2 separate regions of the Homo sapiens genome follow, and region 2 is linked to region 1. The links are chromatin loops, found by intact Hi-C in ENCODE. Cell type or tissue: MCF 10A. All regions are shown on one strand. Links, peaks and the distances in the headings refer to the core of each region. The heading gives the core; the rest is flanking DNA.

Region 1 (8,908 bases), core at 223-8,222:
AGCCGTTTGGTGTGAATGAAGTATCCCACCTCATGAGTTTGGAGGGGAAGAGAGCAGCAAAACTCCAATGTTGAGCAGAACAGGAATCAGGAAGGGGCCAGAGGAGTGAGGGGAAACGCAGGCGGGTCCGTGGCCACCAGAAGAGCCCATTCCAGGAGGGAGGGGGCAGCTGTGCTGGGGCCACAAGGGTCCCCAGGGCGGGGAGGGGCCCTCACAGCTGGGGATAGTGGCATTGCAGGCCCTTGAAGAAGAGTGTCAGGCCAGAAACCAGCTCACCATGGTTCAAGGTGTGAATGGGGGACAGGAAGTGGCTTTGGAATGTGTCCAGGTTCTTTTTGAATAGAGAAAAATTTCCTCCATGACCATGCTTCCTGAAAAGAGAATGAACCCACACTCTGGGATGTGAGGCCAGGAGAGTTGGCTTCACCGTCGGCTGGCCGTCCCCAAGTCCTGCCCCTTCTCCCGCTCCTGTCTGATGTGAGAGGTGTTGCCACTGCAGTGTATCCAAAGTTCCAGACATGCAGAGCCGCCCTCTGGCCATCGTCGGGGTCATGGATCCTTTAGGAGTGAGGAAGCGGGATGCGCTGGTGTGGAAGGCCTTTCATATGGTCGGGCGTGGACACAGAGAGAAAGCGCCAAACATCCTTGCGGCATTGCTCCTGCCTGGTGGAACAGCACATTCACAGTGAGACAAACACAGGTCATAATGAGAGCAGAAGACCACAACAGCCACATGACACGCGTACACACACACGCACACATATATATACACACACACATGCACACACACATACACGCACACATATACACACATACACGCACATATACACATGGACACGCGCACACGTTTACACACATGCAGATATACACATGCACACACACGTACACACGCACACATATATACACGGACACATACACATAACGCACATATACACACACATGCACACACGCACACATACACACACACATACACATGGACACGCGCACACGTTTACACACATGCAGATATACACATGCACACACACGTACACACATGCACATATATACACACGGACACATACACATAACACACATATACACATGCACATGCACACACGCACACATGTACACACATGCACATATACACATGTACACACATACACGCACATATACACATGCACACATATACACACATTCTTGCACAAAAATCTCACAAGAACATCACGGGTGAAGCTTTCTAGGAATAATCTTACTAATATTACGAAGCTGACCACCCAGGCTGTGACGGGTAAATCGCAATATGGATATTCCAACCGCAAAGAAAGCAAGAATGTACCGTGATCAGCGCAGACCCACCCCGGGTCTCTAGTTTCCCTCTCCCAGTAATGCTCCTTGTTCCTAATGAACCGCGTGCATCTTTGGTGTCTGCGCTGCTGCCGCTACACCTTTGTGAACACCAAATGCGCAGGAAGCGTATCGGGAGCAGCACGGCTGCACTCAGTTGTTGCCTTCTATTTCGTGGATGAAAACTGCTATTGATTTCTCTTTTAACAAGTGCTGTTGGGAAGAACCAGTGTTCTGGAGGCTGTTTTCGCCCATGTCATGAGAACAGGGCGCCAGCTGAGTCACTTCTCTGGAATGGACTTTAATGTCACTTGGTTTCCTCTCACCCAGGACCCGGGCTTCATGTCTGGACAAATGAGCCATGCATTATCTTTCCACCAGACTAAAGAAAGATCAGTTTCTTGTGGTTTGTTGTTCTTTTTTTAATTGCGGATGTGTGTTCAGCATTCGCCCAAATAATCATTCCAAACCGGGGAGTCTTGGGGGAGTGCAGGATGTCCAGATAGCACCAGCCCTTTGTTAACTGGAGAGACGACAGACAATAACCCCGGCGTGGTGAAACCCGGCCCACACGTCCCGCCCGCCCCAGAGCCAATGCTAGGGCCATCAGGTGGCCCTGGTAGCCAGTGGTTCCAGGACCAGCATCAGACACTCGGTGTTACTGTGGACAGTAGCTTTGTACAAGTTCCTAGCGAGGTGATTTCCAAAATATTAGATACCTTTAAAGACAGAGATGAGGAAGACTGAATTGGGATCTGGCTTTTACTGTCCGCCATTTAACCTTCCTCACACCAAGCTTCAAGGCAACAGGGAGCGTGAGACATCCGTGAGCAAGAAGCCAGGCTGCTCAGCCACTCGTGGGCCACGTCCCCTGTCCCCTCGCAGGGCTTGCAGTTATCACACTCAAAGTTAGCCCAGGTTGTTCTCTAGGCGTTGTTGCCAAGCTCATAATTCCACATGTTCACGGTCAAATGTATGTTTAGATACCTTAAGTTGCTGCTAACATCCTGAGGGTAGCTTCTGGCTGTAAACAAACATAATTCTGATCACTGTGAGACTCATTCTGTTCTTGGACAGCCCCTTGGGGTTCAGTGACATGGACTCCAAGTTCACCATCTGATGTATGGGCTTCTGCCACTGGTGCTGTCATCTGGCACCTTCCTAAAACCTTCCCATTCGTACATGACCCCCAGCACCTGTTCTTTTTCTCCCGTAGCTTTCCTTTTCTTCTTGGCGTCAAATTCGAAGCCACTTTCATACCCTTTTGTTTTCTTCACGACAAAATATGTTACTGATGTTACTGTTATATCAGCTTGGTTTGTTCAGAAATCAAAACAGTGACATCTTTCTTCCATCTGGTGGAAAGATCATCAGAACCCAGCTAGGTGGTATCAGTGAATATTTCCATTTCCCAAATAAAGAAACTGAGGCTCAGGGAAGGGCAGTGACTTGCCTGTGGTCATAGAACTGGCAGAGCTGGGATTCAACCCCGGTAGCACTTCAAATCTGGTACTCTTCCTTCTTGACTGCACGGGGCTCCAAATCACGTGAATCTGTGTTTAACTGATCAGTGTTAAATCACTTCGGTTTGTTCACAAACCAAATGGCCACCATTCTGCCCTTTTCTCCTCTCAGCTGCCTTCTTCTCGATGCTCTTAAGCCCTCACTCACGGCCTGTGGGGTTACTGCAGGGACTTCTACCACCGTCTCCCACGTCCCATCTCAGCTCCTATCTGTGGTCAGCACCCAGGCCTCCCTACAGGTCTTCTCAGCCACGACAGCCTTCTCCCAAGGAACCTGGGCCTCTGCGAAGCGGCCTCCTGATTCCCCACAACTCCCCTGGAACACAAAGCTCGTCTTCTCCAAGGTCCAGCTAAACCCTGCTTCAGAATATGCTTAAACAGCCAACCTTTTTAGCATGCAGAACTCCACAGCTGTTTAGAAAATCTTCCTAATGCAGCCTGTTTTCAACAACGAATCTGTTCAGAGAAGGTAGAGAAAGCATAGGTTATGTCTAAATATTTCCCTGGAGTGTGTTACTACTTCAGAGTATTAGCCTGCAGCTCCAGGGGCCTCCTCTGCATACCTTTTGACCAGCATTGCTAAAAAGTAACAGAAATGGCTTGTTTGGGTTTCACCTTCTTTTTCTACCCATCACTCTTTAGCAGGGAGGGGGATTAATGAGCCGTGAAATGGCTACATTTGAGCAGGGTAGGGTTAAAGCAGAGAAGCCATGTTCTTAAATCACCTCTGCAGGACTGTGGCTGGCTTGGTTTTGTACGGATTTCCATGAACCCCAGGCATACATTGTTTATTTTTGTAGACAATTTGTCCATCTGCTTTTGGCTTAATTATCGCTTCAGGAAGATCAGTGGAAAAGATGTATTCAGAGTCCAAGGTCATGTCTGTTCCTCAAGGGAAGTCTGTGTGGATGACAATGCCCTATGGAACTCTTTTGAAAAGCCCCATATGACTCTTCTCTTTCATATACCAGCCAAATGGCCCAAACCTCTCTGTGCCTCAGTTTCCTCACCATAAAATGGGTACAATGACAGTACCTACCTCGTAGAGGTTTGTGAGGACTACATAGGCTGACTGTTGGAAAGTGCTCCGAACAGTGAACAGTCTAGAGTAAAAATGTCAGCTGCTGTTCTAGCTTAGTCCCAACCAGGGGTCAAAGCTAATAACCTGAAACACTCTCTTGTGGACCCTCTGCAATGGGCTGGGCCTAACAGGTCCGCCAATACACAAATTTGGAACACTTTCCTTTAAGCAAGTCAAAGGGAAGGGAATTGTCCAACCAATCAGTGATTGAGTTTGTTCCACCACCCTGTAGAAAGGAAAATGGAATTCGATGTGCTCTTTCGACATCTTTGGAACTCTGCAGTCAGGACTTTCCCCATGGGAGGTGAGCTCCCCGTGACAAATGAGGGAGCTGCCCTCTCTCCCACTGAGATGAGTCATTGTAACCCAAAACAATCTCAAAATCTTTGACATCACTGCCGCTTGCAAATCTGTGCCTCCAGCCAAGGGCCGGTGGATGCTACTGCCTGCCACCTCGTGTTCACCACCAGAACTGCACGTCACTCCGAATCTGCTGACCTCATACCCTGGCATAGAAACAGTAAAAAGACCAAACAAAAACGTGTCTTTTTTGGACCCAAGGTTGAAATCTGATTTTAAAACAGAGACATTCAGTAAGCATTAAACATCTTCCTTTTATAGCTTTCTCACAGACCTACATTGACAAACTCACCCCTTCCCTCCATAACCTTTACGCCCCTGAGTCACAGTAGTTGCCCTGAATTGCTTACGCAGGTCTGGCTTATCACCGACAGTTGTCCTCAAAACACTTGGTTCAAATGTTACCAGAACTAAATTTGGAGGAGGGAGTCCTGGCATTCCAGAGCCCTTGCCTCATTTTCTAGCGCGATCCCAGCAGATGGTCTGATGTATCTCATCAGATGCTGAGCGCGGGCCTCACTGGCCCAGCCCTCCTTTCCACAAGTCTGGTGGTCTCCTTTTTTATGACTCCACTTGAGAGGCCTGGGAAACATTCTCCCTGATAATGCAGGTGATAAAACCAGATCATCTGGTGGAACGAACAATCAGAAATTCCACTGGGCGGGCACAGGGCTTGGAGAAGAGTTGAGATTGCGGATGATGTTTTCCGGTAGATGAAGGTGACTGAAGGAATTGAATGGAGGGTGGAGGGGACTAAAGGAGAGGGTGAAGTCCTCCACAGCATGACCCACTGCTGCTCGGCATCAGAAATTGGGAAGTCATTATAATGGTCAGAAACGTGGTCTAAAAATAGAAGATTCCATGTGGGAAGAACATGAATTTCGGAGCCAGGCAGAGGGGGTAAATAGCAGTGCCATAACGCATGTGTTTAACAGACAGCACATGGAGTGTGTTCTGTGTGTCAAATCCTGCAAGAGATGCCGGGGACAGAGTGTGAATGAGGCATGGTCCCTACCTCCAAGGGCCTCGCGGTCTCACGTGAAATGTGGGTACAGAGATGTAGTATGGCAGTGCCCTGCAGTGTGCCATGGGGAAGAAGCCCCGGCCGCCTCCTCCAGTTGTGAGGAGGGGAAGATGCCCCCAGAGAGCCCATGCTTGAGTCACATCCTCTAGTGACCCTGAGAGCCTCAGGCAGCGAGGGCTGCGTGTGCCATGGCCCTGAGGTTCCAGAGAAACTGGCCCAACCGCTAGGCACTCAGTTAGACTGGAGAGTGCAGTGCACTGTGCCAGCGTGGGAAGGGGTGTGCCAGGGCAGTGGGGGACAAAAAAACGCAAAGGCTATGGCGGGGTGGCTCGCAGAGCCTGCAGAGCTGACACAGTGGCTTGGGGGCAAGGCAGACAGGTCTCTCAGAGGCCCCCTTACCTTTGCTTCACAAATGAGACATGAGCCAGCAGTGCTTGGCGGTGGTGAGCAGCCGGGACTGTGATGTGGGACCCTCAGCATGTGGGACCCTCAGGGCTTGGGGAACGGTATTGCTGCATGCAGAGCACCACTGGGTCCAGGTGCTGTGGGTGAGAGGCTCATCTCTCTGGGCTGCCCCCTCACCTGTCTACGTGAGAATTAGACACACTCCATGGCTCCCAAACCTGCCTGTGAATCTTAAGTGCTTGGGGGCCTTGCTGAAAACATCAACTCCTGACTGGGCAGTGGCTCATGCCTGTAACCCCAGCACTTTGGGAGGCTGAGGCAGGAGGATGACTTGAGCCCGGGAGTTTGAGGCTGCAGTGAGCTATGACTGTGCCACTGCAGTCCAGCCGGGCAACAGCAAAACCCTGACTCAAAAGATATGTATTCCATATATATAAATTCCCTGTCCTTTTGTGGGTCATCAGCATGATGCTGGGGCGTTCACACTCGTGTGAGACATGCCTCTCTCAAACCTTGTTAAGATGTCAGCACATGACCCATCTCACATGAAAAAATTAAAAAGAAAAAAACAAGGAAAAAGAAAAATACATATATAAATTCTTCCCAGGCTCCTTCCCTTGACTCCCAAACTGCTAGACCAGAAAATTCACAAGGTCTGAGACTCCCCGTTGTTGGTACTTTGGCGGCCAGCCCAGGCCAGTCCTGGGACAGGGACCACTTCAGAACGATCACCCGGAACCCTGTTAAAATCCAGGACAGGAGAGGGCCCAAGTGCCCTGCCTGATTGCTAATGAGCCCCCAGGTGACTCTCACGCTGCCGACCCCCCCGATCTCTCTCAGATGCCCCAGATGCTCTCTGAGGTCCCTTCCAAGTCCAACATCTTATGAAGCCTTTGGGAAAATAATCAGTTACCAATGGCAAAAAGCAGAGATGTAAATGTGAAAAGTGATATTATATTGGTCTAATTTCAAATGGCTATCACTGTCTATAATCTGTAAGACTCTTGCTAGGGAATGAGGCTTGTGTTTGCGTATTAAGCAAGACAAAGGTTGTTTTTGTATCATAATGTATGAGAAGGAAATATTCTTTTATCCAAAATAAAATGAATCCATACTCTAGGTAAGAACTTTGGAGCCGTGTTTCTCTTTAGTTTCTGTATGGTAGAATTTTTTTTGTTAATTATCTTTTTCCCCTGTCTTTCTGTAGCAGCAGCACTCTGGGGGAATCTCAGATGCATTGTGCTAAGTGAAAGGAGCCAGGCTCAAGACTCCACACTGCGTGGTTCTATTTCTGTGAGTGTCTAGAAAAGGCAAACTACATGGAGGGAGAAACATGAGGGTTGGACCGAGGTTTGGAGAAGGGAGCATTTGATAACAAAGGGGCAACACCCAGAATGTTGGGTGATATGGAGCTTTGCTGTCTCTTGCTGATAGTGGTGGTTACACAACTCTGTTATTTGTTGTGTCTGTTAATGACACACCAAATAACACACCAAAAAAAGTGAATTTTATTGTATGTAAATTAAAAGATAAAATTTTTTTAAAGGAGTAAGAAAATGAAGTCAAAATAAAATTAACAGTTAACTAGGCAGTAGCCAAAGGAGGAGAAGGACAATGGTGGTTATCAAGCATTTTGTAACAACAGAAAAGGTGGAGTTCTATTTAAAGCATGTCCTATTCAGGAACATTTCAAATAAAGATAAGAGGGGAAAAAAGCTGTGCATCACAGCCAGTTCAAACCCCCTCCCCATGCCCACTGCCCCACTTTTGGCTCGTAACCTTTTTTCTTACTTGGCCAATGTGGTGTGTGTTTGTATTATCGTAGCGGAACCAACTCAATATAATGCTAACTTAAAGAATTTTTTTTTCTCTCATATATATAGACCGCTTTTCAGTCTAAATGCAAAATAGATATAACTCTTGGTCCTGTCCCTGGGCTGTGCCACAGATCCTGAGCAGTCACCCTGGAAGACAGGCGGCCTGCTTGCTCAACTCACCGGGAGCCCGCCTTTGGAAGGCCACCCACACGCCTTTCCTCTCTGCTTCCACCTGGGGCAGACTCTGCAGGGCTGTTAGCTGCTTACTACCTGCAGAGGCCCCATGGGGTAATGACAGTCACATGGCACAATGGGAACACACCATCTCAGCCATGAGTCATGCCATGCTCTTGGGTGTGAAGATGACCTAAGAATACCAGGAAAATATTGGCACGTGCCATTGGCACATGAAAATTAGTAACCTGCGCCTGTGAGTGAGGTCGTAAGTATAGACAATTAGCTCTTTTAATTGCCAATCATCGTGTGATCCTGGTAGCTCAGTAGTTGCCGCCTATGCTAATTGTCACTCTCTAACCGTGTAAGTGGAGGCCACCAGCACAGCATCCGTAACCTCTTCATGACATCCAGGCTGCATGAGGGTGATGCTCTGAGCATTGACACATTGCATGTCAGCAGTGCTAAATTAGAAAGAGCGTTTCATACCCATTCGCGGCCTGACAGCCAAAGCTCTCTGCATGCTGCCTGCAGCTCCAGAATCTGCTTCCTCCTGGCCCTTTCCTCAGGTGCAGTCTGGGCTCTCAGGGCCCTGAACTCATCCACAATCAGACTCCAAGTCTTCTTAGAGGACAAGCAGGCTTAGGAAATCACATCAGTCTATTACACAATGATTCACATTTAGACAAATGAAATGCATTTATTGCTAAAAGCACAGAGGTAATAAAAGGCTTTCCCAGAAAATCAACTTTTCCAACACATGCCAGGCAAAATCATATCCAGAATATAAAAAGTTTGGGCTAAAAGCCATTGAGCACAACCACCCATGTGCTGCCTATTTTTAGAATAAGGAGCAGGGGTTTTCAGACACTGATACTATGGGTGGGGAAGAGGAGATCATCCACTTTTTCTCTGCTTTAAAATGTACATCTACCCCAGTCAAATCATTTCAGATAAAACTATATAATAGCATCTTAGAATTATAGGTGGTACCTTCTGGGATTTGAAAATTTGTCTATAGAGATAAAGCATGACAGAAACCAGTGGCTTCCCAGACTTCGCCTTCACTCCTGAATCTAATTCGGTCCTGACCCACTTTCAGTTCTGCTGCCCTGTGGGCTGTGTCCCAGACAGTTTTCGAAATTTCTGTCAGTATCACCATCAGACAGACCAGATTCCATACAAGGAAAGCTAGGTCTTG
Region 2 (8,908 bases), core at 712-8,711, 140 kb before region 1:
TCATAAAAACGCTTTTTGAATTATGCTGCAAGATTGGGCCTGTAGTTCACAGGCATGTAGAAAAGAAATACAGAATCAAAGTAATGAAGTACATTGGGAATTATGAAAATAGTGGTGTTATTTTACATTTATCTTATGTATTTATGATGATCAGTGTCAGAAACAAGAAATTATAAAAATTAAGCTGCACCTGGAACACACTAGGCATATAAAAGTTAAGCTGCATCTGGAACTGGGTCTCTGGGGGCTGGCTAGGTCTCCACGTGTGTCCAGCACAGGTGACATCTGATGGAAGACGCAACACAAACGGCAGGCCCTTGCCGGCAGGGTAGGTGCCAGCTGACCACAGGGCGCATCCCGATTGCATGCCCTGGACACCATCAACCTCAAGAGGCCTTTGTATGAGATTCTGAAGTGATTATACCATAAAGATCATATTTCAGGTCCAAAACTCTCAAGCAGAAGGAAGGAAACGTGTTAGCCTCCTCAGCTGGGTGAAGGGGTCTGAAGCCTCACATACAGGGTGAAATGTCAGCAGGAGGCTGGCACTGCGAGACCAGAAACACATACCTGCCGAAATGGCTGTGACCTGATTTAGGGAGATGCCAGAATGAAACCAGATCTGGTAACGGACTAGAGCGTTCTTCTCCACGCACCCCCAGCCTTCACCCCGCACTCCACTCCAACACAAACAGCTGCTTGTTGGTTTGAGTTTGAAATACTTGGTCTGCATCAGCCAGATGTCACTGCAGATCACCTGGCAAGACTGTGAAGCTGCTGTGAAGGCTGCGACCTTCTTCAGAGAAATAACAGGAAAGTTCATCTACCTGAAACTGACCTGTGTTCATCCTACCATACCCAGTAGGGGCACATTAACGATTTCCTTGATAAATATTGTTTTTAGTGCATAACAGTGCAACCTTCCTCTTAAAGTTTTCTAATCAGACTACAAGGAAGGAGAATCTAAATCTACATCTAATTAAGAGGAGAATTATTCAAATGATCAAAACAATGGTAGAAGCAAGTAATTTGCCATAAAGGACCCAAGGTTCTGATGCAAATGGGTAAGAAAAGGAGATAAAAGGAAGAGCTATCAGTTTCTAGTTTCTCTTGCTGTTTTAGGCTTGTATTGTATTATCTCACTTGTTCTCACAACAACCATTGTAGGGTTAATCATTGTAGGGTCGTTTCATGGCCCCTTTGTACACTGGAAGGTGCTGAGGCTTAGGGTGGGGCAGATGGGAACGAGGTCTCTGACCTCCCAGGCCAGTGTTTCCACCACTCCACACAGCCTCTCCACCATCACCACACACGTGCCATGGCTGGGGGCACTGGCCGAAACTGTGCCCTTAGTGGAGATGTCCATTTCTCTAACAGCGACCATTTACTGCGTCACCGGAGAATATAGCCTTAGTTAGGTCTAGAAGCAAAGACACCACAGTAGCAATGGGCATGCCTAGCCCCCCTAACTTAGATTTTTGTTTTTCCATAGAAGGGTCCAGAAGTCTTAAGAGAAAGGCTGATTTCAGGGGTGGGGCAGGGAGAGAACAAAGTGAGCCTGGAACTTCTGATTCCAGGAAAGCAACGACATGTTCATAAAATGACAGCACGTGTCACAAAGACACATGCGCCAGCTGGAAGGAGCTCCCAAAGAACAAATTGGAGATGATTTGAAAAACAATGATGGAAATGGATTACAATTCATAGAATAAAACCAATCATCAAGCCCATTCTGATCTAAGTAAATAACTGAATACATGTAAGCAAATGGGAGCAAAGGGAAAGCTCTTCCCTTCTGCAGAATCCCAACTAACAAATGAGACGGGATGGAGACAGCGGCGCCAACCACTGAACGTTGCAGCAAGAGCTGTTTCAGGCAAGAATCCTCAGGGATAGTCACGTTACGGTGCAAAGTAAGAGGAGAAGCAAGATATTCATACTGTGTCAAAGGCCCTTTCCACAAGATACATATTAGGAGCCAAAGAAAAACAGTAACTTCATGGAGAGACCTGGTAGGCACCACCTGAGCCAACCCTCAGAGTCCCATCATCAGGCATTGGGGAAACTGGCATCACACACCTCCCAAGGAGGAGACAACGTCAGTTCTGTGCTATTTCTGTCAAGAACACATGACCTGGATTTAGTCATGAAACATCAGATAACCCAGGTTGAAGCACTTTCTATAAAATAACTGGCCAGGACTCGCCAAGGTCACCCCTGCCAGCCCCCGCCCTGACCCACATACACACAGAAAGACTGAGGATGTGTTTAGATTAGAGGTGACCAGGGCGATGTGACAGCTAAATGCAATATGGAATCCTGGGCTGGAGCCGAGATCAGAGAAAGACACCGATGGGACAAAGGGCAAAATTCCAAAAAGGTCAGTAGATCAGATCAGAGTATTATCTTAATTTTATTTTCCTCATTTTCATCATTGTTCTGTGGTTTTGTAAGACATTAACATTTGGGGAATTTGGATGAAAGATATACGGGAATACTTTGGAACTTTTTTCTAAGTCTGAAGTTATTTCAAAATTTAAGAATTTTATTAACTACTTGAAAAATGAATCCTAAATAGCTCATCGTATTTGTGGTCTTCAAAGCCAGTTTTACAGGTACACTACCCAAAGAATTGACATATTCAAGGGGTAAGATCAGGTAATATTTGTCAATACTCAATATCAAAGTGGAGTACATAAATTAGGCCAGAAATTTCTGGTCATAGCCTCTTTAAAACAAAAAAAGTTTCTCCGCCAGAAATATCCTTTAAAGTTTTACTGTTTTAAGAACTGTAATGTACAGCACATAGGTGAAAAATGGCTTTGAACTAAAAGTCAGACCTCTTTTTCTTTTTCAGTAACTCAGAAAAAATGAAGTATACCTACACACATTTTTCCATAGACAGAGAAAGTAATAATTCTGTAATTTCACATAGACCGTAGATACGTGAACACATGAAGAAGGCAAATGCTGACTCTGCCTTTTCTGCATCTCACAGTATATAGTGGACTCAAAATTGAAGTGGAAACACTCTCGAAATTGCACACTTCTTTCTAAGAAACACCTCAACCCACAGAGCAACCCCTAAACCCTTCTGAGCACATGCATGTAGCGCAGATCACCTGTGGGCGTGGCAGGTGGCCCATGCTTGTCTCTCTGAATTCTCATTTCTTCCATCCTCCATCATAAGTCCCCTCTAAAAGAAAAGGGGGGGAACTCTTCTCAGCATTGCACACATGGATGTTCCACAATGGTGACACTTCGCTACAAATGAAAAGAAGAAGAAAGCCGGGAAGGCCAGTACCTAACACTAGTCACTTCCTATTTGCCTAATCCTTTTCTTGCCAACAGTAAGGTAAGATGTCAACAGTGAGACAAGGCAGAAGTTGCTTTTCGCTACACCCTGAGCAGGTAAAAAGGAAGCCACATTGGAATGTCACCTCTACTATGGAAGTATGATGTGGCTGATGTCAGAACGTCCGACCCTTCACCTGTCACCATCAATAAGGTGCCCATGGAAACTGATAAGGGATGCTGGACCCCAGGCATCGCTCCTCTGTGCCAGATATGCCCAAAGGGAATCCTAAAGCAAAGGGAACGTTCTCCTCCACCTTCTCCTTCCTTCCAGGGAAATAAATGGGGTGTGTGTGCACATGTGTGGTAAAATTTAAATAAGCATGGTTAAAATTTTCAGAGAGTTTTTAGACAGTAAATGGCTGCCTGATCATGTCTCAGAGAGCAAGTGCTTTCAGATCCAACTACCTACTGGGCCTTTGGGGCATTATGGGCCTGGCAAATCACTCACATGAATTCAGCAATGTCCATTTAACCCTTGTAACTGTCGGTCACTGTTGTGGGTACCGAAATGGAGAAAAGTGGAGAAGGTCCCTGCTAACGCGGGATGTATATTTTGAAGGACCTAAAGGTCTATTATGGGTTCGTCTTGAGAATCAGTGGAATGACCTACCTGTGTCAAAAAGGCTCTGTTAGTGGCTGAGTGCATCTTAGACCACCATCCACAGCATTTTGCAGAAGCTTTTTTACCTAAATCACCTCATTCCACTTGTGACAACTCCATCCAGCAGTGTCGTCTCTATATATCTCACCTAGTCAGGGAAGAAGTCTTCAGACAGCCGAGCTCGCTCCTAAACACACAGATCCTAGGACAGAGTCTGTTTCCAAACTCAGATCCTACAGTTAACTGTCTGGTTGGAAAAAAGGGGTTTAAATTGTTTATGGCAACTGAATAATAAAGAACTAAACACCTAGAATTTTTCTTCTTTCTTCTTTCAAAAGCATAGGCACCAGGGAATGGGTATAAAGTCTGGAAAACTCACCCTCTAATTCTGAGGTTAGAAGGGTCATTCAGACTGACCCCAGTGTCCATCAGTGCTGCACAGATGTGGCTCCTCTTTTAAATGAGGGCAACTAATCAGTCAAGTGAGGCTGAAACTTGTTCAGGGTTGCAGACGCGCATCTGCCAAAAGAGCATTACAACTGAGACACACTGAGTGCTTACACTGCAGTTTAAAGCACTAAATGATCCCATTTCCCTTCCTTTCTCACTACATTTCAAAAATCCTGACTTCAGAAGACAGACCAAAAAGATCTAGGGCCTCATCAAATTAAAAATGAATTTTTATTTAAAAATACAGCGTTACTACTGTATTGTGCATTTGCTTATTTTTGATAAATATTTATTAAATGCCTATAAAAGATAAAATGTGCTAAGTACTAGGGGTAAACAGGGGCAAATATTAAGGCCCTGTTCCCAATGAACACAATACCTAATGAGGAGACAGCAGTGGTATGAATAATGACAATATCATCAGCTAATTATTATAATGGGATAGAAGTCCATGGTTTTCTTCTCTAATACGTCGTATGTAGCTCAACTTTAAGTCAATGAAAATTCAAGGCAGGTTGGAAAGCAGGCATCAGGATACCTGCAGTAACTCCACCTTTAGGAAGCCCCCTTTCCCATGAGTGTTATTAGATGTTCTGATCTGATGCACGTATAATTCAAAGAGAAACAGGTGATCAAATCAAAGCACACAGCCCTCGGGAGGCTGGTCTGAACTTGGATCTGGCCGCATTCCTTGCCTTTGGTGTGTCTTTGAGCAAGTCACTAACTCCCTACACCTCTCAATTCCTCCTGGTCAGGTGGGGTCAGCATCATCTATCCTGCTGAGTTGAAATGATATACAATATATGTGAAAGGATGCGGCAGGCACACCACCCCTGGAGCTCTCTCCAACCTCGTCACCGTTGTTAGACAGAAATGCAATGGGAGGAGTGTCAGGAAAAGAAACCAAGAGTGGCCTGGCTGTGCACTGATAGCCACAGTATCCGCTCATGAGATCATAACATTGTATAGGTAGCAAGAGCTTAGGGATGTACTAATTGAACCTCCCTGTCATGTAGAACAGAGAACTGATGTCCATAAAGCAGTGATTGTGCCAACGCCAGGCCCTAGGAGGGAAGCTGTGGCCACAGCAACAGATGGCAGCACTGAGGGACTTTCTACTTAAATGTTGCAGCACCTCAAAGGCAAAAGCAAAATATGCATTCTCTCTCTTCCAAAAATCCTTGCTCGCAGCCGTCACCTTCCGCTCATTCCCCAAGGAAGATGACCAAACATTTTAAACACAGTACCAAAGGCATGATCCATGAAAGAAAGAATTAACAAGCTGGACTTCATTAACATCAAAATGTTCTGCTCTGGGAAAGACATTCAAGAGAATGGAAATACAAGCCACAGAAAATATTTGCAAAAGATATATTTGATTGATAGAGGACTGTTATCCAAAATATACAAAGACATCTTAAACTCAACAATAAAAAGACAAACAACCCAATTAAAAAATGGGCCAAAGACCTTAACAGACACTTCACTAAAGAAGATAAACAGGTTGAAAATAACCATATGCAAATGCGTTCCACATAGGTTATGGGGAAAATGCAAATTTAATCAATGAGATACCAGTACACACCTATTAAAGTGGCTGAAACCCAGAACAGTGACAATACTAAGTGCCGGTGAGGGTGTGGAACAACAAAAATTCTCAGTCATTGCGGGTGGGGATACAAGATGGTGCAGCCACTCGGGAAGGCAGTTTGGCAGTTTCTGATAAAACCAAACACACCACACAATCCAGCAATCATGCTCCTTGCTATTTACCCAAATGAGCTGAAAACTTATGTCCACACGAAACCCTGCACATGGATGTTTACAGCAGCTTTATTCATAACTGCCAACGCTCGGGGGCAACCACCACGTCTTTCACTAGGTGAACAAACAAACAACCTGTGGGACATCCAGACAATGGAATATTCACACTAAAAATAAATGAGCTATCAAGACGTGAACAGACATGGAGGAACCTCAAATGCATATTACTAAGGGAATGAAACCAATCTGAAAAGTCTACATACCATACGATTCCAACTATAAGACAACTATAAGAGAGTCTGGAAAATGCAAAACTACGGAGACAGCAAGAGGATCCATAGTTTGCCAGGGGTCAGAGGTAAGGGGGTAGGGATGAATAGGCAGAGGATGGAGGAATTTTGTGGGCAGTAAAACAACTCTATGTTATACTATAATGATGGATAGATGTCATTATCTATTTGTCCAAATGCATACAAAGTACAGCACCGAGAGTGAACCCCAGCATGAACTATGGACGGGGGATAGTGACGTGTCGGTGCAGGTTCACGCACTGTAGCCAATGACCCACTCTGGTGCGGGATGTAGAGATCATGGGAGAGGCCATGCGTGTGCCCGAGAAGAGGTACGTGGGAACTCTTGGTACCTTCTGTACAATTTTGCTGTGAACCTAAACTTGCTCTAAAAATCAAGTCAATTAAAAAATAAAAACCTGCATGTGTACCACCCCAGATTGCGAAACAGTGGAACAGAGCTTCGTAAAACATCTGCATAATTGTTTTATTGTTGACTCAAATATTTTGTCATTTTCCTTCCAGCACTGGTTCAATAAATCACTGCAGATGTTCATGAGCCTCCTGTTAGGCCCCTGGGGAATGCGTCCTGGCCTTCAAGACTGATTCTCGTTGTACCGCCAAATCCATCTCCTCTGCTGAGGCTCCTCTACACCCGGAGCGTTTTTATACAGGTTGCATGGGAGGGTTCCAAATTTTTGTAGGATATTTACTACAAACTAAATCCAAATATTACAGGCAATAATTAATTTCTCAGTATCAATTTCTATGCACTCCATTAAGTATGTAAATGTTCTGACTGTAGGCAAAATAACATTCAAAAACCCCTACTTTCAGTGTGGTACTCCACACCAGCCACTCAGAACAAATGCTGGCCTTGAACCTGCTCTCCTGCTGTTGTGACCAGTTTTAATTCCACGACTGCTACGTAATCCATACAACACAGTTCAAAACTCTGCAGTATAAAGATACCGGGTGCCTTAACTTTGGAACAGAGATTGCAAACTGGTGACCCGCAGGCCAGATTCGGGCCACAGATGTACCCTGTTTGGCCTGCACCATATTCTAGAAGTTTTTGAATGAATATTTTAAAATTGAGGCCCCAGGCTTCTGATTCCTTCCCAGACCTTTAAAAGCAGGGACCCACTGGGATCCTTTTGCAGGGATGTGCGTTTTCTCACAAAGCTGGCTGCTCCCAGTTATCTGCCTGACCTCAGTAGACATCTGGGTTTTTGAACTCCAGTTTAGATAACCAATGTATAGTACGTTAATCGAGCTTAAATGATTGAAATTTGCATCCCAATAAATCTTACCATATAATTTATCAATACGGTCCTCTGTAGTTATATTCCAGGGCATAAAAGCACTCTCTTAAGCTATTTTTATTGGATATTTCTGTATCATCAATGTTAACACATTTCATTTCTGTGTAGCCATTTCTGTGAAATATCACATGGCAAACATGTCATTTAAAAACTGGCTGCTGACATGTTCTGTCTAAGCCATTCTTTATTTTCCCCAATTTGTCTTTGCCTGAAACCTGTGATAGGATGAGTCATCTTTTCAGAACATCTTTTTATCAAGGTTTTTAAGCTAATTAATATAATAATCCCTCCTGCAAAGGTACTATGATAACTTCGTAGCCAGAGTACTGGCAACAAGGCCCTTTTCTTCCTCAGCTGTGTGTGGGACCCACCTCCAGCTTCCCAGGGTCTGCACTCTGCTCTCAAATCTCTCGGAACTGCTGTTCGGGTGATGGGCATCCACCAGCCAGACCTCACCACCACACAGTATGTCCGTGTAACACAATTGCACTCATAACCCCTAAATCTGTAAACATAAATAAAATGGAAATCTCTTGGAACCAGGCATTTCAGATTCACTCTGGGTGACTCAGGCCATCCTTTGCAGAGCTGACCCTTGGACATATTTTGTCCTCCCCTCCCTCTATCTTTTGACCCACGTCTTGCAAGTTGAGTAAGTTAAAGGTCACTCACTTCAAACAAGCAATTTCATTTTCTTCAGATTTCCCAATCTCCACTTGGCTTCATTTCCCTTAATTCCCATATCATCTTTTATAATTATTAAGTAACCCATGCTAGCATTATTGCCTTTGATGAAAGTTTCTAAAAAATTCTTTCCTATTTACCCCAGCCTTTTCTCCCCTTTCAAAATGATCCCAAATGGAACTCTAGTTTCTTATTTCCAGCCCCCTTCACTGAGAAGTACATACGTTAACGTATTTAGAATAATATTTTCTCCCAATAACTCGGAAGAACTTAGTAAGTTTCAATAGAGCCACTTAGAATTGTGGCAGATGGGTATAAATGATAATCTCATAAAAGGTGAAGTGAGTTTCAAGGAGACACTGCCTACATTGACAGGAGTTTTATATTTTCTTCTCCTCCTTTCCAATGCTATTTTGCACCTAGCTTTTTCCACAATG

What was found. Peaks named below come from ENCODE experiments on the same cell type or tissue, not always from the same donor. Only the 100,000 strongest peaks of a DNase experiment are listed, where the experiment ranks them.
Region 2: a loop joins it to region 1, with 13 times the contacts of the local background. A loop is called at or near these places in 3 of 110 quality-filtered maps.

The regions. Positions count from the first base shown.
Region 1 is chr13:110,408,045-110,416,952 of GRCh38, forward strand. All of the region lies in intron 4 of COL4A2 (collagen type IV alpha 2 chain), which reads left to right. LOC124903267 (small nucleolar RNA U13) reads left to right here and starts at 6,161; the gene lies at 6,161-6,262. RefSeq lists a silencer at 4,158-4,452. In MCF 10A, for the core only: a CTCF peak has its summit at 4,396 (motif pointing left); DNase peaks (open chromatin) are centred at 4,267 and 7,837.
Region 2 is chr13:110,269,374-110,278,281 of GRCh38, forward strand. All of the region lies in intron 1 of COL4A1 (collagen type IV alpha 1 chain), which reads right to left. Among named protein-coding and RNA genes, the nearest start is that of COL4A1, 33 kb to the right of the region's middle. In MCF 10A, for the core only: a CTCF peak has its summit at 5,491; no DNase peak of the experiment used is centred there.